2 separate regions of the Mus musculus genome follow, and region 2 is linked to region 1. Evidence: chromatin loops called from intact Hi-C (ENCODE). Cell type or tissue: left cerebral cortex. All regions are shown on one strand. Links, peaks and the distances in the headings refer to the core of each region. The heading gives the core; the rest is flanking DNA.

Region 1 (12,905 bases), core at 2,170-10,169:
CATACTATATGTGTTCTTTTGTGATTGGGTTACCTCACTCAGCATGAGAATTTCATGAAGTCATTGTTTTCAATAGCATTGTTTTTCATACTCCATTGTGTACCACATTTTCTGTATCCATTTCTCTATTGAAGGACATCTGGGTGCCAACTTCTGGCTCTTATAAGTAAGACTACTATGAACATAGTAGAGCATGTGTCTTTGCTATATGTTGGAGCATCTTTTGGATATATGTCCAGTAGTGGTATAGCTGGGTCTTCAGGTAGTACTATGTCCAATTTTCTGAGGAACCACTAGATTGATTTCCAGAGTGGTTGTACCAGCTTGCAATCCCATTAACAATGGAGGAGTGTTCCTCTTTCTCCACATCCTCTCCAACATGTGTTGTCCCCTGAGTTTTTGATCTTAGCCATTCAGATTGGTATAAGGTGGAATCTCAGGGTTTTGATTTGCATTTCTTGATGACTAAGGATGCTGAACATTTCTTTAGGTGCTTGTCAGCCATTCTATATTCCTCAGTTAAGAATTCTTGTTTCGCTCTGTACCCCACTTTTAAATAAGGTTATTTGTTTCTCTGGAGTCTAACTTCTTGAGTTCTTTGTATATATTGGATATTAGCCCTCTATCAGATGTAGGGTTGGTAAAGATCTTTTCCCAATCTGTTGGTTGCCATTTTGTCCTATTGACAGTGTCCTCTGCCTTACAGAAGCTTTGCAATTTTATGAGGTACCATTTGTGAATTCTTGATCTTAGAATATAAGCCATTGGTGTTCTATTTAGGAATTTTTTCCCCCATACCCATGTGTTTGAGGCTGTTCCCCACTTTCTCTTCTATTAGTGTCAGTGTATCTGGTTTTATGTGAAGGCCCTTGATACATTTGACCTTGAGATTTGTAAAAAAAGATAAGAATGGATGGGTTTGTATTCTTCTACATGATAACTGCCAGTTGAGCCAGAACCACATGTTGAAAATGCTGTCATTTTTCCACTGGATGGTTTTAGCTCCTTTGTCAAAGATCAAGTGACCATAGGTGTTTAGGTTCATTTCTGGATCTTCAATTCTATTCCATTGGTCTACTTGTCTGTCGCTATACCAGTACCATGCAGTTTTTATCACAATTGATCTGTAGTACAGCTGTAGGTCAGACATGGTGATTACACCAGAAGTTCTTTTATCCTTGAGAAGAGTTTTTGCTATCCTAGGTTTTTTGTTATTCCAGATGAATTTGGAGATTTCCCTTTCTAATTCGTTGAAGAATTGAGTTGGAAGTTTAATGGGGATTGCACTGAATCTGTAGATTGCTTTCGGTAAGATAGCCATTTTTACTATATTGAGCCTGCCAATCCATGAGCATGGGAGATCTTTCCATCTTCTGATATCTCCTTTAATTACTTTCTTCAGAGACTTGAAGTTCTTATCCTACAGATCTTTCACTCCCTTAGTTAGAGTCACGACAAGGTATTTTATAGTATTTGTGACTACTGACAAGGTTGATGTTTTCCTAATTTTATTCTCAGCCTGTTTATTCTTTGTGTAGAGAAAGGCCATTGACTTGTTTGAGTTAATTTTATATCCAGCTACTTCACTGAAGCTGTTTATCAGGTTTAGGAGTTCTCTGGTGGAATTTTTAGGGTCACTTATATATAATATCATATCATCTGCAAAAAGTGATATTCACCTACTAACTAAAATGACAAGTTTGGAGCATTCCTGCTACCAGATGCCAAGGTTCCAGGAGACTAAGTTTCCATGAAACTTTTTCCCTCAGGACTGTGTCCAAGCTTTTGGGCCTACCACCCAGTTTTCATTGGAGTGGGTGTGGCAATAAAGGAAACTTGTCTGAAGGATACTGATGTGTTTGAGTTAATTTTATATCCAGCTACTTTGCTGAACTTGTTTATCAGTTTAGGAGTTCTCTGGTAGAATTTTGAGGTCACTTATGTAGACTATTTTATCATCAGCACATAGTGATATTTTGACTTCTTCTTTTCCAATTTGTATCACTTTGACCTTGTCTTGTTGTCTAATCACTCTGGCTAGGACTTCAAGTACTATATTGTGTAGGTAGGGAGAGAGTGAGCAGCCTTGTCTAGTCCCTGATTTTAGTGGGATTGCTTCAAGTTTATCTCCATTTAGTTTGATGTTGGCTACTCGCATTCTCTATATTGCTTTGACTATGTTTATGTATGGACCTTGATTTCCTGATCTTTCCAAGACTTTTACCAAGAAGGGGTTTTGAATTTGTCAAATGCTTTTTCAGCATCTAATGAGACGTTCACATGGTTTTTTCCTTTGAATATGTTTATGTGGATTACATTGACAGATTTTCGTATATTGAACCATCCCTGCATCCCTGGGATGAAGCCTACTTGATCATGGTGAATGATTGATTTGATGTGTTCTTGGATTTGGTTTGCAAGAATTTTATTGAGCATTTTTACATTGATATTCATAAGGGAAATTGGTCTGAAGTTCTCTCTCTTTTTTTTCTCTCTCTCATTGGATCTGCATGTGGTTTACTTACAAGCATAATTGTGGCTTCATAGAATAAATTGGGTAGTGTTCCTTCTGTTTCTATTTTGTGGAATAGTTTGAAGAGAATTGGAATTACGTCTTCTTTGAAGGTCTGATAGAATTCTGCACTAAACCCATCTGATCCTGGGGATTTTTTTGGTTGGTAGACTTTTAATGACTGTTTCTATTTCTTTAGGGGCTATGGGACTGTTTAAATGATTTATCTGATCCAGATTTAACTTCAGTACCTGGTATCTGTCTAGAAAATTGTCCATTTCATCCAAGTTTTCTAGTATTGTTGAGTATAGGCTTTTGTAGTAGGATCTGATGAATTTTTGGACTTCCTCAGATTCTGTTGTTATGTCTCCATTTTCATTTCCGATTTTGTTAATTAGGATACTGTCCCTGTGCCCTCTAATTAGTCTGATAAGGGTTTATCTATCTTGTTGATTTTCTCAAAAAAACCAGCTCCTGGTTTGGTTGATTCTTTGTATAGTCCTTTTTGTTTCTACTTGGTTGATTTCAGCCCTGAGTTTGATTTTTTCCTGATGTCTAGTCTACTCCTCTTGGGTGAGGTACAATGTGTGATTTGAGCTTTAGTAAAGTTTCTTTTATTAATGTGGGTCCCCTTTCATTTGGATCATTTGGGTTTGCAACCCCATAGGAAGAACAACAATATCAACCAACCAGACCTCCCCAGAGCTCCCAGTGACTAAACCACCAACCAAGGAGTACACATGGAGGGACCCATGGCTCCAGCCACATATGTAGCAGAGTATGGTCTTGTTGGGCATCAATGGGAATAGAGGCCTTTGATCCCCAGTGTAGGGGAATGCCAGTGTGGGGAGGCGGGAGTGGGTGGGTAGGTGGGAAAATACCCTCATAGAAGCAGCGGGAGGAGTGATGGGATGGGATTTTCAGGGGGATAACATTTGAAATGTAAATAAAGCAAATATCCAGAAGAAAAAAAAGAAAATATCCAACAAAAATAAAATAAAATTTAACTGTAATCTCTTGGGTCTATTCAGTTTATCAGCATTTCTGTATGAAATATTAAAATGTAAAATTGCATTTATTATTATTATTATTATTATTATCATTATGTGTGAACAATACACATGGGCAGTATGTGTGCATGTGTTTGTGTATGTGTGTCTGTGTATGTTTGCTTGTGTGGTGTTCATGTGTGCCTGGTCACACATGTGCCCATGGTGTATGTATAGAGATCAAAGGACAGTTCTTTGGAGTCAGTTTTCTTTTGTTTTTATTTTTCAAGATTTATTTATTTTTATTTATATGAGTACGCTGTAGATCTCTTCAGACACACACCAGAAGAGTGCATTGGACCCCATTTTAGAAGGTTGTGAGCCACCATGTGGTTGCTGTTTATTGAACTCAGCACCTTTAGAAGTCAGTGCTCTTAACTGCTGACCCATCTGTCCAGCCTAGGAGTCAGTTTTCTTTTCCACCCACCTCAGCTGTTAAGCAAGAAAGTGCCCCACAGACTTTCCTACAAGAGTTTTCTGACTTGATGTATCTCATTCCAGATAAATCTAGCTTGGGTCAAGCTGTCAAAAAACTAGCTAAGAGAATTATTTATATAACTTTTGGTATGCCTATAAATTTGAAACACATAAAACCATTCAAGATCATATTTTTTTAACATAGGAGAATACAAAAGTATATTTTTTGTACATAGCAATTTATAATAAATAACAATTCAAAATACCCTCTCCTTCCATACCATTACTTTTAACTTCTTGTCGCCTGCTCTATCCCTACCTGGAAAAGCTGATCTGTAACACAGGGGAAATTATCTTTAGGTCCTGGGGCTGTGTTCAATTAAGAGACACAATGTCATTAAGTTGACTGTGCTGGCTGGGAATTCCTGAACCCAAGTAATCTTAACTGAGTAGTAAGGGCTATGGCATTCATTGGTGTTCAGGGTCTTCTAAGTTTTCTGCACACAATCTGGGTTTATTTTTAAGTTTTGAGAGACACTGGCCTTTGGTTGTCATGATTTCCTAAGGAAATAGATTATACTGTTTGATCCAACCCAGTTTATTCAAATTCACCGTAACCTTTCCAGGCAAATGCTCTCGGGCAATTTCTCTATAGAAAATTTAAGCAGTAATGACCATTCTATGATACCCATCTCAAGGATAGCTCAAAGTAGGGAAGAACGGCATAAGGATATCCATTACCTTTATGTTAGAAATATTGGTAATAGTCTCTCCTAAAAATGTATCAGAAGTCTTATCATTAAGAATCATCAGGTTTTATGTATAAAACAAGTTATTGACTTATATTCACTAAGACAAGTATATCTATTACAGAACTGTACATGTGTATGTGTGTGTGTGCGTGCATGTGTGTATGTACTTGAAATCCAACTTTGGGTCTTAGTGTGATCTATAAGAGATCTACACATCTAGCCTCATTTTTCTAATAGATAAAGCCCACCAGATTCTTTGCTAATGCTACCATTCAGTTTTCTGGGAATAATTGATTGTGTTCAATAGTTTATAGACTAATTAGAAATATTTTGTTATTCCTGTTTTTTTTTCATTTTAAGAGTCTCTAAGTCTAAACAGTTAATGTAGAACTCCAAACAAGTTGTACAGTGATAACATAAAAGAAACAATATAGATTTTTTCAAAATCATGATTATGATTTATGATTATAAAGATTTTTCTAATCAAGTGAATTGGCAAGTAAAATTAACAGTAGCCATGATGTTGGTAATGAAGATGGTGGCTAGATTTTTCTCATTTACTGTACTTGATAATTTGTAGAAAGTCATTTTGTTTGGTTGATTTTTGATTTTTAAGAGACTTACCCTGTAGCATAGTCTAGCATCTAATTCCTGGCAATCATGTTTTACTATTCCAAGGGCAGAGATTACAGGTATGAGACAGCAACGGCAAAAAAGTACTTCCAAAGTATTTTCAGATGATTGGTTTTTTTCTTTTCTTTTCTTTTTTCTTTTTTTTTTTCTCTCTCTGCAATTCCTCTCCTCATTTTGGACTTGTTGATTTTTTTTTTTCTCTGCAATTTCCTCTCATTCTAGGGTTGTAGTTTTTTTCTTTGCAATTTCCTCCTTCATTCTAGAGTTGTCGCTTAGATCTCCTGCAAATTCTCACTAAAAAAATGTTCCATATTTTAGCAAAACTCTGAACAAAAAGAACCTATTCTGTGCTTTCCGGTTTGGGGAAACTTGAAACTTCTCTCCAGCCCTCCTCCTCTCCTCGTGCAGCTTTTCAGTATTCAACTCCTGCTGCCAACTAAGGTTAAAAAAAAATCACTTACTTCATTATTGGCATCTTAAAATATACAAGGCTTTGATAACGTGGGCTTAAAGACATTTAAAGTAGTGTCTGGATTCAATATAAAGCTAGCTTTAGGCTATCTTATTTGCATACATTTCTGAGCAGGAAGTAACAAGCAAAACTTCTGGTGTTCATGGGAACCGGTCCTTTATTCTAATCGAATATTTCTTTTTTTCTTACCCCTTCTTTTATTTCTCCCTTGCCCCCTTCCCGGAGAGGGAATAGTCAAAAAGAATTGTTTCAACAGATCTCGCGGTGCTGTTCGAGATCCTGTGTTTTAAAAAAACAATTTAGAAATGATGCAAATGAGCCTGAGCCTTCCGGGGTTTGGGGCTGGGATTGCAGAGCTGGAAGCTCATTGAAAGCAGCCGCTGGTGGAGGCGGGGCTCTGGCCAGTTATCCTTCCACCTTCCCCCACCCTCCTCATCCAACCTCTGTTTGGCCCTTAGCTCGGTTCCAGCCGTTGCTGCAGCTGTTTCCCAGCCCTTTTCAAGACTCCAGCGACCGACCAGAAGCCCTTGTTTCCAGGATGGTGATCCGTGTATATATTGCATCTTCTTCTGGCTCTACGGCGGTAAGGAGAGTGGGAGCCCACCTTTGTTGTTTTCCAACACACTAGTCCTCTTCTGCCCCAGAACCGTTAAATTGAAGAAGTTACACTGGAAGCTTCTCCTTAGAAGACGCAAGCATCGCCCAGAGTACCCCCTTCTTTCCTTTCTTCCTTTGTTGCGTCGATTTATTTATTTATTTATTTTCTCCCGTGGAGTTAGCTTTGTTTGCCTTGAGACGTTAGTGTTCGTTTCTAAAGGAAAAAGAAAACTACCAAGTTTAGGAGATAACTGGTAAAGGGACTTCACGGTTAGGTGAAGTCAAGTAAAATAAAAAACAAGTGGCTTTCAGGTTTTTTAGAGTGAGACATTTATGAAATATGCTCTGAGTACCGAGTTCAGGGGAAGTAGTGCATTTCTGTAAAGGATGAGGGTGCTGATGGGAAGGGAAGGGAAGGGAAGACTTCTGAGTACTGGAATTATTGTGAAGCCACTGGAATGGACTTATTTAGAGAGCGTGCAGGTGGGGTATATAATTTTAAAAATAGGCGAAAGTCAGGGGCAATGATACAAATGATTTTTTAAAAAAGTTCTTCTCCTCTTCCACCTCCTTCCCCTCCTCCTCTCCCCTTCTCTTTCTTCCTGGAATATGAAGCCATTTAAAAAAAATAATGTTGTATGAGACCTCCCCCCCCCCACTGGATCTTATTTTGAGTTTTTCCTTTCCTTCGAAAGATTTTCTTTCTAAAACCCACTCTTTCAAGACTGTTGAAAATGGAGGCAAGAACATGTGGCAACTGAGTTGCTGGCTCTTCATAGGATTTGGTTTTCTTCTTTGATTCATTTGCCAATTGTTAACTTAGAATAACAGTTTTTACCATATCTGAGGAACATTGGGTAAACTGAGGTGAAAGCTGGAATGCATACTCCTGTCACATGAAAGAGCTTCTGTTCCAGCAACCCCAGGAGGAAAAATAAAGGCCCTCAAGTGGCAGAAGCAGATGTGTGGGCTCAGGAATTTGAATGTAGAAAACTCCTCTAGCTTTAGAGTGGCAGAGATCCCAGGTTGCTGGGTTGTTGTCATTTACATTTAGTAGGATTTGGAATAGAGCTGAAGGCTATATGAAATCACCAGAACCATGAACCTTGAACTTTGTCTTTGCCAACATGTGTGGGTGTGTTTAGACGGGCTTTCAAAATATAAGGAAGCCTACTCTTAAAGTTATGGAGCAAACGTTTTGTTTGAAAAAATAGAAATGTTTATTATTTCCTTTGGACCCTACTTTAGAAGCATCTTGTCTTCCATACCTAACATTCTGATACCTCAGAGTAAAACATGGGTTACCGAATATCAATCTACTACATTAACTGCATTTTCAAAACCCAGCTTAATGCCTTTGGTTAATCCTTATTAGATTGACCCTCTCAAGCACTTAGGTTTTGTTGTTGTTGTTGTTTTGTGAGGTATGCAGTTTCAACACTGGTATTTGTTCTTTGCTTTCTCTATCTTCTATTTCTCTCCCAGAAGTAAACTCAAGGAGAAACTGCTTTAAGAATTTCACCAAGTAATAGAGTCACACCCCCCCCTCTTTGTTAAGACATAAAATGTCTAAGTGCCCAAGAAAGGATTAAGAGTTTATTAGATGATTCAAATGACAGATACTCATGTTGTTTTGTCTTTTGTTTCTATTGTTTCTTCATGGATAATTAATGCACTAATTACATTTTTATGAAAATGCCAAAATGAAAGATTTCTTATTATACTCTGGCAATTTTTAAAAAATAATCCTAAAATAGTACAAAGAGTATCTTAAAGGAGAACTACTTAATATGAATGGGGCGGTGGCTGTTTCCTTGAGGAAGGAAATTTCAGTTTGCAGTACCGAAATTTTCTTTAAGATAGCAAAAAAGCATTGTCCTTTTAACAAATGATTTAGAAATTTGGGGGCAAGTGTTCTCATGGGATCTTAAAAAAAAAAAACCTGAAAAGATACATACTTGTAAGTTATTAGTTGTCTAATGAGTGCTTTAAGTGTTTGGCTTTGGCTTGATAATATGTATGTATTGAATGATTTGCCTGCATATGTATACTGTGTGAATACAATGCCCATGGAGACCAGAAGAAGGTGTTGGGTCGGTCCCTGGAGCTAGAGTTCCAGATGGTTATGAGCCACCACGCGGATGCTGGGAACTGAATCCAGGTCCTTTGCAAGAGGAATGAGTGCTCTTGACTATTTGAGCCATCTCTGCAGCTCTGAATCGATTTTCCTGACTGTTAAAAAAATCAGCAATATTAGGTGGTCAGTTGTTCTGTGAATCATCTAGAGCAGCAATAATAAGCAATATTATTTTTACAGCCCAAGACTTCTCATATTTCTCAGCCTGATTTAAAAAAAAAAACACTTAAAATGTGTTCTCTTCTCTGCCCTAATACACAGGAGTCATGCTTGTTCCTCAAGGTTAAAAATATAATCAAATAGATTAGACTTTTCAGTGGATTCTATTGTTTGTTTGTTTTCCAGACAGGGTTTCTCTGTGTATCCATGGTTGTTTTAGAACTTACTGTAGACCTGGCTGGCCTTGAACTCAGAGATCCACCTGCCTCTGCCTCCCAAGTGATGGGATTAAAGGTGTGCATTACTACCACCCAGAGGCACTGGATTCTCCATAGTAACTCTAGTAAGAATAGCAGATAGGAATGATTAAGTTGTCTCAGGCAGTCTCACATATTCTTGACAATAATGCCATGATTATGTTTCTTTCAGAAAAGGAGATGCAGATAGAGAGAGGTTAAGTAACTTCCCCAGTGCCGTAATGCTTCGACGCCAGAGTTTTAGTGTAGGGAAACTTGCTTAAGTTTAGACGTGTGTTTAAAATATATTATATGCTGACAGTGATGCAGAGCAGCTAGTAGGCATGAAGATGTAAATGTGAACATGACTTTAGATGTTTAGAGAATGAGAAAGTCCTGTAGGTTGAAACGAATTGCCTAGGCATGTCCATAAGTGGGGACCATGTAGTAAGGATTGAGTTTCCAGTTGTTCACAGAAAGTGAATTCTGTGTGTTCATATTTTGTTTCTTATCACTTCTTAGTCCAACTTAACATCTGTTCTCAATTTTTGAGATAAGCACTCATTGCCCAACTTAGACTCAAATTTAGTGATCCTCTTGGTGCCTTCCAAATGTGAGGACTACCATAGATTTGTGTTACCACATCTGGCTTTCTATTACCTGTCTGTTTAGAATTGTTTGTGTTTACTATTGATGTGATGTCATGTAGTAGCATATGTTTGAGTTTAGATCGCAACGCCTTGTAAATTTATATTTAGAAGAAAAGGTATATTAAACTCAATGTCTACATAACTTAACAAGTTGCAGTAACTTTTATCAACAAACAAACAAACAAACAAACAAAACAACATTGTTGAAATTATCAAACTGATGAGAGATTGGGAAAGTTTTAGTTGGCTTAGGAGAATTTTACCCTTCTTTCTTCCAGATATATATTGATGTCCTCTATGCATTCTGTGGGCACTGGTGCAGAAACTTGAAGGGTATGGTATATAGGAGGTTTCTCAGGATTTCATTTAGGGAATAGCATATGCAATGATTTTTCTCTTTTTTGTTTCTCTTATAATTACTAAAAACAAAGCTAGTTTTAGGGTGGATTCTATGATGGTAATCACAAATAATAAAAACAAGGGAATGAACTGAATACTTTTGATCAAGTCACAACTCCTGACTCACACTATTTTCATCATTTGGAATTTATATGTAGAGCAGGAAGGCACTGTTTTTTTGTCAGGTGGTTCTTTAGTAATTATGTTAGGTGACAGAGTTCCTTGTTGTTCTGTCTTTGCATATATAAATTGAACCCTGGTTTAAAACATGCTTTTGAGCATGTCATAACTGCCAAGCTTTGTTGGAATGGTATTATTTAAAGTTATTCATAAACTAGTTAGAAGATCAAACTCAGAAACTACCAAATGAATAGGCATACTTTTAGGAAATTCCAAGCTGTAGAGAATGTTGACTTTCCAGTGCCAAGTGCAAAGTCTGAATGAAGAATCAGTACCTTAGTTTGGTAAGCAGTACTTGAAAGCTAATTTCCCTGTAACAGTAGTAAAGCCACTGGAATAGTTTATCCTATCTTAAAAAGGCTTAAGAAACATGTTTCCCATCCAAGTACTAATCAGGCCCCATCCTGCTTAGCTTCCGAGATCAGATGAGATGGGATGTGTTCAAAGTTGTATGGCCATAAACAGGAACCGTCTCAATGGTAGTGGCTCTTATGACTTGGAAATGGTTAAAACTCTAATAGCTATTCTACCTGGCAGAATGTAATATGATAGGTAAGCGTCATAACCTCATAGAAGAAAAGGGTGATGTGAATTTATTTTTAGCATAAAGACTCATTATTCTGTTGAAGAAAAATAATATCCATAACAACCTTTCTCCCAGAATACTCTGTGTTGAAGTCTAAACACTGTCAGGCTAAATGCTCTAATTCTTTGTGTGTATTCTTAGGTGTGTTTTTTTTCTTTTTTTGCTTTGTTTTGCTCTTGTTTGTTTGTGTTTTGTTTTGTTTTTTTTCCGAGATAGGGTTTCTCTGTGTAGCTCTGACTGTCCTGGAACTCACTTTGTAGACCAGGCTGGCCTCGAACTCAGAAATCTGCCTGCCTCTGCCTCCCAAGTGCTGGGATTAAAGGCTTGCAACACCACACCCGGCTTAGGTGTGTTAAAAAAAAAAACATGCATTGCACAATCAACTACGTATCTTTGACTATATATGTATATTCTTTGAGAAGTTTTTATGTGCATGCGATGTATTTTGTTCATATTCATTCCCTTCCACTAGTCTCCTTAACTCCTCCTGGATCTTCTCCCCATCACTCCAAACTTCTTGTCTTTTTTTTTTTCTTTTAATAAAATAACCTGTCAAGTCAAATTTGTTTTGCTCTTATACAAATTGATGTGGGCCTTCCCCTGGAGCTTGCATAATAAACCTATTGGGGAAAACACCTTTAAAGGAAATTGACTCTCCCTCTGCTAGCGCACCATCAACTGTCAATAGCCCCTCAGCTAAAGGTAGGGACAGATGAGCTGAGCTCCCATCCATGTTACACTATTGATTGGCTTGATGTTGAGCTGACAACTATGAGTCTTTATCGAATATGTTTTGCTTTAACTGGATTATCAAGGGTTAACTTTATATTGTGTTTTATTGGTAAAATTAAGTAGGTTACTAGGGATCTGTTTGCCTTCAATTCTGCCTTGCTACCTAAGTAGAGCCCTTTTAAAATGACAATTTAATTAATTCTTCCTATCTAGACCAAGAAGAGACAAACATACTTGTAGACAAAAAGGGCAGATCTTTTATGACAACCGCTTTTGTTAGCATGAGAGACAAAGGTGACATTTAACACTTGGCCAGCCCAGCAGAGTTTTAAACAGAGGAGTTGTTTTCTAGCCCGCTGCTTTACATTTTGCATATATGGCTGTGGAAAGGGCTGTAGACTTGCAGAACCTATTAAAAATTCAAATAAAAGTTTAAAAATACCATTGCAAATTCACACTCTGCATTTAAAGTGTTCAGGACTGTTGGGCTTTTGTTGTCCTTGTTCTACCTTCTCCTTAGCACAGCTACTCAACATTTGGTGGCAGTAATAGTAAGAAACCGGCATTGTGAGCTCCAGGCCCCGTGCCTAGTTTTGTTTTGTTTTTTTTTTTCCGTATATTATCCCATTTAACTCTTAAAGTACTGTGAAGGGCTGTTAGTAGATCCCTTTCTGTGTTTGAAGAGAGTCTAACTGAGATTCACAAGAGATATTAGGTGTGTATTGATCAGGACCAAAGAGCTAGAAATGGCAGAGCTGGGATTATAAAGACTACAGGGCGTTGCCTTCAGAACCATCAGCATTGTTATTTGTGTGCCCTACACGTATAGATATTGCATAGAAATTACATCTCTAGCACATTAAGATGCTGATTTTATAATTACCTTCGGGGCCAGGCTGGTCTACAGAGTGAGTTCCATGACTAAGGGCTACGTAGAGAAATCCTGTCTCAAAATAAATAAGTAAATAAGTAAATAAGTAAATAAATAAATAAATAAATAAAATAACCATCTCAGTAGGGGGTGTGGAACAGTTCAGTGAGTAAAAATGGCAATGTTATCTATGCTAATGGCCTGAGTTTGAGTTGGAGAAGGAGAAAACCAACTTCTGAAAGTTGTCCTCCAAACCCTCCCCTTGAGGTACCCGCATTCATACATACACATCACATAAATGCACATGTGCACATCCAATGGGGGGGAAGAAACTACTTGGGCGATCCTCTTATTCAGTAAGTGTGTTCTCATCTACAACCTGGACTTGAGAATAAGGTGGGAGGGAGACTAGGGCAAAAGAGGGAAACTAGGCGAAGAGTGAGGCCAGAACTAGCATTTCCTTTTACAACTTAAGATGCATGCATGCATGGACACATAGGCTCTATCAGAATCATATTTTAAG
Region 2 (12,905 bases), core at 1,796-9,795, 260 kb after region 1:
GTCTTGATGTGGTTTAGGTATCAGATTAATTGTGGCTTCATAGAATGAGTTGGGTAGAGTTCCCTCTACTTCTATTTTGTGGAATAGTTTGTGCAGAACTGGAATTAGATCTTCTTTGAAGGTCTGGTAGAACTCTGCACTAAACATATCTGGTCCTGGTCTTTTTTTGGTTGGGAGACTATTAATGCCTGCTTCTATTTCTTTAGGGGATATGGGACTGTTTAGATCATTTATCTGATCCTGATTTAAATTTGGTACCTGGTATCTGTCTAGACCATTGTCCATTTCATTCAGGTTTTCCAGTTTTGTTGAGAATAGGCTTTTGTAATAGGATCTGATGTGGTTCTGATTTCCTCAGGTTCTGTTGTTATGTCTTCCTTTTCATTTCTGATTTTGCTTATTAGTATCCTGTCCCTGTGCCCTCTAGTTAGTCTGGCTAAGGGTTTATCTATCTTGTTGATTTTCTCAAAAAACAAAAACAAAAACAAAAAACAAAACAAAACAAAACAAAACAAAAAACAAGCTCCTGGTTTGGTTGATTCTTTGTATAGTTCTTTTTTGTTTCCACTTGGTTGATTTTAGCCCTGAGTTTGGTTATTTCCTGCAGTCTACTACTCTTGGGTAAATTTGCTTCCTTTTGTTCTAGAGCTTGTAGGTGTGGGGTCAAGCTGCTAGTGTGTGCTTTCTCTAGTTTCTTTTTGGTGGCACTCAGAGCTATGCTTTTTCCTCTTATGACTGCTTTCTTTGTGTTCCATAAGTTTGGGTATGTTGTTGCTTCATTTTCATTAGACTCTTAAAAGTCTTTTATCTCTTTCTCTATTTCTTCCTTGACCAAGGTATCGTCGAGGAGAGTGTTTTTCAGTTTCCACATGAATGTTGGCTTTCTATTATTTATGTTGTTATTGAAGATCAGCCTTAGCCCTTGGTGATCTGATAGGATGCATGTGATAATTTCAATATTTTTGTATCTGTTGAGGTTTGTTTTGTCATCGATTGTATGATCAGTTTTGGAGAAGGTAACCAGGAGATGTTGAGAAGAAAGTATATCCTTTTGGTTTAGTATAAAATGCTCTGTATATATTTGTTAAATCCATTTGTTTTATAACTCCTGTTAGTTTCAATGTGTCTCTGTTTAGTTTTGTTGTCCAGGATCTGTCTATTGGTGAGAGTAGGGTATTGAAGTCTCCCAATACTATTGTGTGTGGTACAATGTGTGCTTTGAGCTTACTAAGGTTTCTTTAATGAATGTGGCTGCCCTTGCATTTGGAGCATAGATATTCAGAATTGAGAGTTCCTCTTGGAAGATTTTACCTTTGATGAGTATTAAGTGCCCCTCCTTTTCTTTTTTGATAACTTTGGGTTGGAAGTAGATTTTAATCAATATTAGAATGGCTACTCCAGCTTGTTTCTTTGCACCATTTTCTTGCAAAATTGTTTTCCAGCCTTTTCTTCTGAGGTAGCTTCTGTCTTTGTGCCCGAGTTGCGTTTGCTGTATGCAGCAAAATGTTGGGTCCTGTTTCCCTAGCCACTCTTTTAGTCTATGTCTTTTTATTGGGGAATTGTATCCATTGATATTAAGAGATGTTAAGGAAAAGTAATTGTCACTTCCTGTTATTTTTGTTGTTAGAGTTGGGATTCTGTTCTTGCAGCTATCTAATTTTAGGTTCATTGAAAAATACTTTTCTACTTTTTTAGGGTATAATTTCCCTCCTTATTTTGGAGTTTTCCCTTTATTATCCTTTGTAGGACTGGATTCTTGGAAAGATATTGTGAGAATTTGATTTTGTCATGGAATACTTTGGTTTCTCTATCTATGATAATTGAGAGTTTTGCTGGGTATAGTAGCCTGGTCTGGCATTTGTGTTCTCTTAGGGTCTGTATAACATCTGTCCAGATTCTTCTAGCTTTCATAGTTTCTGGTGAGAATTCTGGTGTAATTCTAATAGGTCTGCCTTTATATGTTACTTGACCTTTTTCCTTTACTGATTTTAATATTTTATCTTTTTTAGTGCATTTATTGTTCTGATTATTATGGTCAGGAGGAATTTCTTTTCTGGTCCAGTCTATTTGGAGTTCTGTAGGCTTCTTGTATGTTCATGGGCATCTCTCTCTTTAGGTTAGGGAAGTTTTCTTCTATAATTTTGTTGAAGGTATTTACTGACCCTACAAGTTGAAAGTCTTCATTCTCATCTATACCTATTATCCTTAGGTTTGGCCTTCTCATTGCGTCCTAGATTGCCTGGATGTTTTGAGTTAGGATCTTTTTTGAATTTTGCATTTTCTTTGATTGTTGTATCTAGGTTTTCTATGGAATCTTTTGTACCTTAGTTTCTCTCTTACAACTCTTATATTCTGTTGCTGATGTTCCCATCTATGGTCCTAGATTTCTTTCCTAGGATTTCTATCTCCAGAGTTTTCTCCCTTTGCGATTTCTTTATTCTTTCTACTTCCATTTTTAGGGCTTGGATGGTTTCTTTCAAATCTTCCACCTGTTTGGTAGTGCTTCCTTGTAACTCTTTAAGGAATTTTTTGTATTTCCTCTTTAAGGGCTTCTAGCTGTTCACCTGTCTTCTCCTATATTTCTTTAAGGGAGTTATTTATTTCCTTCTTAAAATCCTCCATAATGATCATGAGAAGTGACTTTAGATCCATATCTTTCTTTTCTGGTGTGATGGTGTAACCATGACTTACTATGGTGGGAATATTTGATTCTGATGATGCCAAGTAACCTTGGTTTCTGTTCCTTCTGTTCTTATGCTTGCCTCCTGCCATCTGATTATCTCAAGTGCTTGCTGCCTTCAAGAAATCTGATTGTAGCCTGTCCTTCCTATAATCCTGGTTGATTCAGAACTCCTCAGAGTCCATCTTTCTCTGTGATTCCAGGCTCCTGTGAACCTGAGTTTTTGGGTGTTTCAGAGTTCTTGACAGTCAAGCTTCTTCTGAGACCCTGAGATCCTGTTGTGACCAAAATCCTGGTAACTGGGATTCTGAAATCCTAAGATCCTGGACATGTTACAGCTCCTGGAAGTCATGTCCCCTCTGGGTACTATGGGTTGTCTGTTTTTTTTTTTTTTTTTTTTTTTTGAAACCGAGGTATACCAGCACCAATTGGAAGGAACCCAAGCCACTGGTCAGGGAGGGTTCCTGTGTCCTTGCTTCTGGTGTCACAGGCCTGTCACATTTCATTTGGAACAGATGTTGTGTTCCACTCACCAGTGATCCTAAGATCCTGGTCATGCTATGGCACCTGAGGCATGGAGAGTCTTCTAAGGACCGTGGGACTGTCTGTTGGTTTCTCACCCAAGGTAGCCTGAGCTGGCACCTACTGGAAGGTTGGATTATCTTTGTACTGTAATTTAATGATCCCTTTGGACCAATTAGAGGAAAATTTATATCGTTACATTCTAATTATGGTATACAAAAGTATGATCTTAATGTGTATATATTATATTGTATGTAGATAAGATATAAATGTCTTACTTTGACTCTTCTGCTTTGCATGTTTTGTTTATGCACGTGAGTGTCATCATTGTCATGTGCTGAATCACTCAATTTAGTCTTAAGTTATAGACTTCTTGGCCATGTATCCTGTACATCATGTGTACATCCTGTACACATTTTCTAGCACAGTACATTCTAGTGTTTAATCAAAATTTATTCAAATAAGCTAGATTTAAATAGATACAATGTTGTTATGTAATTACTTATTAAAATGTGTCAAACTCCTTTTTAGAGTGATCTTATAGTGACTTAAGGATAATGAATTGTATCTGGTTGTCATATTTTAGTCGTCTATACTGTGGGTTTTATTCCTGATTTTCATTAAATTATGACACTGGCATTTTAAAATAAATATTTACAGACCATCATTTAAGTCTGATTTGTTTCCTCCTACAAAAATTTATGTCATATAATTTTATAATACCATGTAAAGTTAAGTATTTAATTTTAGTATTCAAACTCTTTGTTAATTATTCTCTTTTCCCCACCTTTAGCTCATTTCTCTCCAGTATTACTTTTTAATAATTTGTTTACAAGGTTATTTATTTTTTTCCCATCCATTACACTAATGATGCTCACATTATACTGTGGCATCTTCATTTTTCTATGCTTATCTCCACTTTATCAGAGCCAATCTGACAGTGCACAATTTCACATAGGTTTTCTTTTACTCTCTGTAATTTCTGTTTCCCAAATTTGTTTTTCTTGTAGCATCTATGCACATAGTCATGCAACATTTGAAAACTATTTCTATCTACTTCTTTCTGTCATGCTTCTCAGTTCTCCAAATTATTGAGACACGTCTCTTTTATTTCATCTGTAGTGCCAAGCCCAGGTACTGGTAGATGACTGAATGCTTCATATGATAGCATTAGCTATGAACGTTTTGAAAAAGTAGATCCTTTCAAATGCTTTCGTTAAGTACATAAGCTATCCAGATGAAATCAGTAATTTCAGTGATGTACTTGATGTATTCTTTTAAAATTAATTTTTAAAATTTGGTGCATGAAGTAAGAATATTTATTGTGTTCCTTTCATATATCTGTGTCATTATACTTCTATCTCTCACGATTTTTTGTCATTATCTACTTTCCCCATGATTTTTTGTCTGTCAGTGATAAAGTTCTTTACATATGGTATATAGTTAGTTACATTTAGTTATGATTTTCTTGGACAGAGTTTATTTATTATTTATCTACATGCAATAAAAAAAGATGGCTGGTAAAAAAGGTAGATATCTAACTTTCTATTTTACATGCTATGCAAAATATGACTGATATCAAATCATATTTTCACACTGAAAAATGTATTTTAAAATTCTCAGGGCATCTATTTCTGTTGACTCTATGATGCACAGGTTTAGAGAAAGGGATTTTAGAGTAGGTTATATTATTATCATAATTAAACCATTTAATACAAAGCTCTGTATCATCAAGGAACTGCTAAAATATTCTTAGTGCTCTCATAACATTTTCTGTCATTCCCTCTACTGCAGAGATATTATACTTCTGTTTGTTTCTTCAACCTATTAAATGTAGCTTATTCTTACCTTAATGTTTGTTCAAATTGTTCCCTCTACCAGATAATCGTATGCCTACTACTTTCTTGCCATTTATTTTAGCTTAACTATCATGTGTTCAGAGATCTCTTCTCCTATTCTTTAACATTTCTTTATTGTGTCAATTGATTATATATAATTATTATAATTATGTATAACTATCAGGTATTTTATTGTTTATTGATTAATTGATTGATGGATTGAAACACTAGAGATTAATATTGTGGTTTTATGCATGCTGGGCAAGCACTCTAGTAATATAAGCTAGTAGATCACTATTTGAATATATTTTATATGGTTTCGTGCAGTGAATTTTGTTTGTAAGGACCTACAATGCTTTTGCAAACTTCATGGATTAGCAGATTTTTATTACCTCGTCTCCATTTTTCTCTCTCTCCTGCTTTTATCTTTATATAATATAGCGACAATTTATAAAATTATATTTCTTCAAAGTCCTGGAAATTTTGTGTTCATTTATATTTCTTTTAAATACAAATTGCTCCTGCAACCATTTAGACTGATTTTGGTTTTGAGCCTAATACTGCCACCTACTGTCTTTCCAAAACCATTTCAGGATGAGAACTTGCGTCTAGGTGTAAGAGAATTCTGAGACCCTTGGGACATCCAATATGCTGTTTAACCTGCAAAACATTTACAGAGGTAGACCTCAATAAAATCTTTTAGAATACAAAAAAATTTTTACAGTGTTACCTAGTCAGTACAAATATATACTTAGTACACATTTTCATCCAGGATTGTGAAACTGTTACCACTACTTCTTTTTCATTTTGTGTATATTTTGTACGCTTAAATCCAGGCTTTTGAAGGAAAGTGTTCACAAAGGTGCCTCACCCAATTCTTTGAACATGCAGTGTATTCAGTGCACTTTTCTTTCATGGGTTTCTTTACAATGTAGGTCCTATTTGTCTAGTATTTTTGACATAGATAAAGTTTCTTTCTTTTTTCTTTTCTTCTTTCATGGTCTCATTTGCCTTCACCTGTTTGACTTTGATGAATTCAACTTGTTTAGAATTTCTTCACTGACACCTACATGACTTAGGTATAGTACTTTAGACTGCAGTGGAACCTCCCCTGCCACTTAATTCATGGGATTTCTGTCTTTTTGTTCCTTGCATAGATCGAAATACTTGTTTTTAAAGGTATTTTATTAGCTGAAAGAGTAATAGCACATACCTTTAATACTTTAATATTATTTTATGTGTTTGGGTATTTTTCCTGAATATATGCTTGTTTACATGATGTTTCCTGGTTGTACATTTATCAGCATAAAAAGAGAAACCTTGAAAAAGGACAATCTGAGTGTGGAAAGTAATAAATGAAGAATAATATTATGAATATTCACTGTATATTATACTTATTTGAGTAGAAGAATATGTTGTTTTTTTGGATTATGGCATAATCTTGGAGGAACTATTTTGATTAAATTTATAAAATATTTACTACTCAGGTATAATTTATTTTAACTGGTATGAATTCATTACAATTGCATATTTAGCTCAAGATAAAATAATTTAATTTTGCATGTATACATTTTTTCTAATATTTGATTTGACCATCTCATGTCTCTAATTCCAAAAATCAATGCCTAAAAATCTAACATTTGTCAGACAGCAGTTGTCTATAATATAACAACCCACAAATGCTGTACATATATGGAGTAAATATACATATAAAATTTTATGTAGACTACATTTTTGAGTGAAGTGAAAAGTTTGGAAAATAGAAGGCATAGCATGACCATTTGGTGGAAATCATTTTTTTTTTTCAGATCCAGGGTCCCATAGAAAATACATTTGATATTTGTGTCTATATGTGTGCATTAAAACCTGTTTATACACAGTATATAATTTCAATAGATTTTTTTTCTCACAGTGAAATAAATTATTGGACATTTTTTAATATACATGGTTGATAGTATGGATATATATATATATATATATATATATATATATATATATATATATGTATGAGAAACAAAGGCATTTAGAAAGGAAATTCTAAGAATCGAAGAAAGTAGAATCCAAGGTAAAAATGAACAAATACATTCTAACTTCAAGATTGAGAATCTTTTATGAATTTCTAAACAACTGTCTGAAGTTAAGTGTGATCATTTTAAGAGCAAAGTTAATTGCTAGAGCAAGATATTAAAATACTGTTCATTAAGAGCAAACAAACTTTTTGTTGGGTTATTATTCACCCTTTTAAATGTGGACTTCACCAATGAATACTACAGACCACTTCCGTTGCAAATTGTCTCAGTGGGATCTTTGAGACAGGGAGCTGCTAGCTGTATGAGAAGGAAAGATAAGTGGGTATTGATTGCTCACTGTCTGCTGTAAATACCAGAGTAAATTAGGCTTTGGATGTATTTACGATGAGTAATTATCATTAATATTTTTATTTATCTTGCTAGGCCTATACAATTAAGACATAATAGAAGGCTTAATATAACTTTGATGTCTTTGAGAAATGTATGCAGAAAATTTACATTTAGGAGCCTAAATATGAATTTCATTAAATCTACATTATACAGATTGCCGCTCATCATTGCCTCAAGTGACCATGAAATTTATTTTCTCTGATTTAAATAATACAAATTTGGCATTAACAGTAGGAGAAAAAATAAGTTTTCTGATGGTTAGTCTTGGTTGTCAACTTGACTACAGCTGGAACAGACTACAATCCAGAAATGGAGGGCTTGCTCGTGATTTTTTTTGCTTGGTTTCAAGTGGGTTAATCTACTTCTATTTTAGACTTTTGAGTAGGAAGACACACAACTTTGATAAAGATCTTGAGGTGGGAAGACACACCTTTAATCTGGACCGTATCTTCTGCTGCAAGTTTACATAGGGTCAGAAGAAGGAAGCATTTTCTCTGTCTGTTTGTCCTATCCTTGCTAACAAGGCCATTCCCTCACTGGCATTAAAGTCTGCTTCTTTGGGATTCAGGCATATACTGAAGACCATCTGAGACATCCACCCTTGTGGACTGAACAACTACTGGACTCTTGGACTTTACATTCACAGCCAACCATTGTTTGATTAGCCGATCTGCAGCCCATAAGGCATTCCGAGAAAGAGAGAGAGAGAGAGAGAGAGAGAGAGAGAGAGAGAGAGAGAGAGAGAGAGAGAGAGAGAGAGAGAGATTCATTGTATAAGTTTTATTGCTTAAGAGTACCTTGGCTAATACAAGTTTATTTTTAGGGTTTGATATCTTTTTATTAACAATACTGCCTTCAAGATTTTAAAAGAAAGTAAAGTATTAATTAAATGATTGTCATAACAATGTTCTTATAAAGTAGTATAAATAGTAAAAGTCAATACAGTAATTATTGAGTAGAGGAAGACTTAAAAATAAGCCACACAATTCCTTGAAATAGTAGTATACAGAAGCATGTTTGCCTGGTCTCAGGTTATCATATTTATCGTAATTTTCATGCTTCTTGCTAAATGAGTAAGTGCTTTAAATGACATTTCAACAGGTTCCATCTGCATCTGTTTTGAGTGACTGTCCTATGAGCCAAGCAGCTGTCATCTTGGGGCATTCAGCTGTGCTCCTTGCACATAGTTATTCCAGCTTGGCTTGTTGACAGTTTACATCTTCTGAGACAGTATCCACCTGCTCCCTACAAACTGTCAACTCTGCACGTGGCCTAAGGGAGGGAGTGGATTATATATCAGCATTGGAGGGTGAGAGTACAGGGCTCTGTTATGGGGAAGTCCTCATTCCTGTTTAATAAGGCTTCTAGGCAATGAACATTGTAGGGAGGAGCATCCACATTCCTGTAAGGAAGTGCAATAAACTGATGAGTTGCAGTGTGAACTTTGGGGGAATCTTGCATTGATTTGTTGTTGGAACCTGCATCTCTCACCCCCCCAAAAGGAATATTAGGAAGAACATCTGCATTAAAATTGTTTTGTGCAATGTATTATTATCCAACTTTGATTTATATGGAATATGCAGCAGTTAAATTATAATTTTGGCACTCATAAAAAGAAAGTGTTCATCTATTAGAGTATATATTTAAACATTTCATCAGTATAATGTTTTTTGTAATTTTGATTTTGACAAAGTGTTTGGTAGTCTAGAGGGGCATTGAACTCAACTTTTCTGTCTGTGATTTCATGCATGTATCATCCTGACTGAAAGCAAGGTCCCCGACTCCAGGAATCACTACAAGACAGAACCCAGATACCAAATTCTCAACACAAAGGGTTTTGTATTATTAGAAATCCTCCGGAGGTGTGTGTGTGTGTGTGTGTGTGTGTGTGTGTGTGTTTGTGTGTGTGTATATGTGTGTGTGTATGTGTGTGTGTGTGTGTGTGTGTGTGTGTGTGTATGTATGTGTAGGAGGTTGAAACTAGGGCCTTCATTCATAGGTAGCAGTAGCCACAGAAACACAAGCAAGCAGGATAAGCAAGAAAGCAAGAGAAGCCAGAGACAAGAGAGGGTGTTTCTGAAGGAATGGATTTTCAAGGGGAAAAGCAGGGAGTCTGTGAGAGGGTGAGGTAGTAAATCCTGACTGAATTTTGATTGATGACCTTGGTGTTTTGTCTCAAGAATGAGTCAGTGGCAAAAGAAGAGAATGGGACTTAGGGGCTTACTTTAGGTCAGTAATTTAATAATTTTCAGCAAGGTATAGAGAAGGGTAAAGGGCAAAGCCTATATGCAATTTTTGCCATGCTTGCAGCTGTGTTTGTCATGCATGGGTTTGTTAGAGCCCCTTCACTGCCCATCACAGTTCTGCTTCTCCATGTTTTTTCTATACTTTCACTCCTCCATTCATGCTCAGCAAGCCTTTGAAAAATTCCTTGGATGACTGGTTTTTTTTCCTGGCCATAGTCATGAAAGAGCAGAGGTAGCTCCATCCTTTATTACTCAGAATCAGAAATTTATGACTCATAGTCAAGAAACACTGAGCATAAACCTTTTAAATTCAGGAGATTGGTAATATTTGTTTTAAAAAATCACTATATTATATAAGTGGAGTGAGTCTAGGTACTTATTTTTTGATAGTTCCAAATGAACTTAGGCCCATACATGTTGCAGGAATATTGACATGGAGAAAAAATTTGAAAAGTCAGTATATAAGTCATAGTTAAACTTGTTACTCCTGGGAAAGTGTTTTAACAGTTTCTAATTCACTGCCAGTGCACAGTACCCAAGGCTGCTGAAAGATGATGGAATTTTCTTAAGTATTCAGTTTTCTACAGGAAACCTTATGGTAACTGATGTATTACAGAAATTGGCCTTTTAATCTTTAAGTTTTTTTTTTTTTATCAAGGAACTGTGAAATTCAACTTTTAATAGATTTACACCATGAAATACGTAGCGACTATACATATTGAACTTTCAATAATATTCCTATGTTAACTTAAAGATACAGAAATACTTAAGACACATCAGATTCCTATCTTTCCATTTTTTATTTTTAATACAAAATTATATTTAAAATGCAAAATATATTTACCCAAATTTTCTTTCAATGATGGTTTTGGCATTTATAGAAACTTAAAAAAAAAGCTTTTATTTTTCAATTTTTTTTATTAGATATTTTCTTCATTTAATTTCAAATGCTATCCCAAAAGTCTTCTATACCCTCCCCCCACTCTGCTCCCAACCCATCCACTCCCATTTCTTGGCCCTGGGATTCCACTGTATTGGGGCATATAAAGTTTGCAAGACGAAGGGGCCTCTCTTCCCAATGATGGCCGACTCGGCCATCTTCTGCTACATATGCAGCTAGAGACATGAGCTCTGGGGGTAGTGGTTAGTTCATATTGTTGTTCCACCTATAAGGCTGCAGACCCCTTCAGCTCCTTGGGTACTTTCTCTAGCTCCTCCATTGGGGGCCCTGTGTTCTATCCAATAGATTACTGTGAGCATCCACTTCTGTATTTGTCAGACACTGGCATAGCCTCACCAGAGACAGTTATGTCAGGATCCTTTCAGCAAAATCTTGCTGGCATATGTAATAGTGTCTGTGTTTGGTGGCTGATTATGGGATGGATCCCTGGGTGGAGCAGTCTCTGAATGGTCCATCCTTTTGTCTCAGCTCCAAACTTTTTCTCTGTAACTCCTTTCCTGGATATTTTGTTCCCTATTCTAAAAAAGAATGAAGTATCCATGCATTGGTCTTCCTCCTTCTTGATTTTTTTGTGTTTTGCAAATTGTATCTTGGGTATTCTCTCCTGGGCATATACACAGAAGATGTTCCAACTGGTAATAAGTACACATGCTCCACTATGTTCATAGCAGCCTTGTTTATAATAGCTAGAAGCAGGAAAAAACCCAGATGTTCCTCAACAGAGGAATGGATACGGAAAATGTGGTACATTTACACAATGGAGCACTACTCAGCTATGAAAAACAATGAATTTATGAAATTTTTAGGCAAATGGATGGATCTGGAGTATATCATCCTGAGTGAGGTAACCCAATCACAAAAGAACTCAAATGACATGCACTCACTGATAAGTGGATATTAGCCCATATACTTAGAATACCCAAGATACTATTTGCAAAACACAAGAAAATCTTTCCATATTTACTGAAAAAATTTATGCCACTCATAAACTACAATCACATTTGTTTACTTTTTCCCAGAAATCCATGATTTCAACTTGTCCTTTCTAATAATTTTTATTGTTGTGCAATTTGTAGCCTTACATGTAAATGCATGTAATGGAAGCACCGGTTTATAAAAGCATGGAAAAGTTGTTGTGGTAGTATGTTAGACAGAGAAGTCTCTCTGATTTAGAAATGTATGCAATATAGATTCAATTGTTATGAAAAATCTCTTTGAGCTTATGAAGAAAAAGTGAAATACAAATATTTAATAATAAACAGTATTTTCATGGCAAGTCACACAGAATACAAATTATTTTCTTAAATTGGAATAAAATGCAATGTAGTCATCTCATGAGTGAAATAAGGTAGTTCTTATACTAATTTTTTTTGTGTATGTGTATGCCTGCATCAATAGAAAATTCTTTCTGGTGAGCTAGGTTCAGACTATTTAAAGATACCAGATGATTTCTACACATCGCATCCAGTCTGGGAATTCTATGATGCTGCAAACAGTAATTTAAGCATTCATCTCTTCTTTTACAATGGTGCCTTAAACTGATGATTAACAAAACAATTAACTTTTATTGGACTATTATTATGCACCATATACTGCACTATCATTTTATAAGGTTTATTTTAGCAATAATTCATTATACCTCTGTGCAGTTACTACCATCATTATTCCATTAAAAGTGGAGAAGGAATAGATTTTATAAAGTTACATACCTTTCTCACTGTTATACAGTCAGTAATTCAGAATTTATATCTGCTGGGCTTAATCCAAAGAAATTGTATCATAACTTGAAAATTCATTATCAATGGAGCTGTTCTCCAAAGTCAAACTACTTCCCTAGGTGTCTCATAAATGTTAGGGAGGACATTTTCTATTCTCCATAGGCATATGAACCTAATGGGGCTCATTTACATTTTATACTTTTATTTTCTAAAACATAAAATTGATAATGCCATGAATAACTATCTATGTTTAAGCTGAGCTAAATAATTACCGATTCTTTGCAATCTTGAATACATCTATTTTCCTCTCTTCCCTACCCATTCTTAACTTTTTCTTGTGGGATAACTTCAAAACAAACTACAGACATGTCATTTACTCACAAATACTTTCAGCAGGATAACAACGATAGTATTACATCTATGGCATCCCCAATTAACAACTTTTACTCACTGTCATTCAACAAGCTTTTATATTCAACTTTATATTCTTCTCAAAAATATCTTTTCACATTTGCTTTGT

Evidence for each region. Hi-C counts contacts between places; a loop is a spot of excess contacts. Peaks named below come from ENCODE experiments on the same cell type or tissue, not always from the same donor. Only the 100,000 strongest peaks of a DNase experiment are listed, where the experiment ranks them.
Region 2: it touches region 1 in a loop (4-fold over the local background); 4 of 42 quality-filtered maps call a loop at or near these places.

The regions. Positions count from the first base shown.
Region 1 is chrX:109,089,220-109,102,124 of GRCm38, forward strand. Sh3bgrl (SH3-binding domain glutamic acid-rich protein like) reads left to right here and starts at 6,188. Exons shown (of 4, transcript NM_019989.2): 1 at 6,188-6,418. The coding sequence starts at 6,374. In left cerebral cortex, for the core only: no CTCF peak of the experiment used is centred there; DNase peaks (open chromatin) are centred at 5,790, 6,202, 6,763 and 7,414; H3K4me3 peaks cover 2,028 bases; H3K27ac peaks cover 1,089 bases.
Region 2 is chrX:109,349,227-109,362,131 of GRCm38, forward strand. No RefSeq gene overlaps it. Among named protein-coding and RNA genes, the nearest start is that of Gm34521, 90 kb to the right of the region's middle. In left cerebral cortex, for the core only: a CTCF peak has its summit at 5,626 (motif pointing left); no DNase peak of the experiment used is centred there.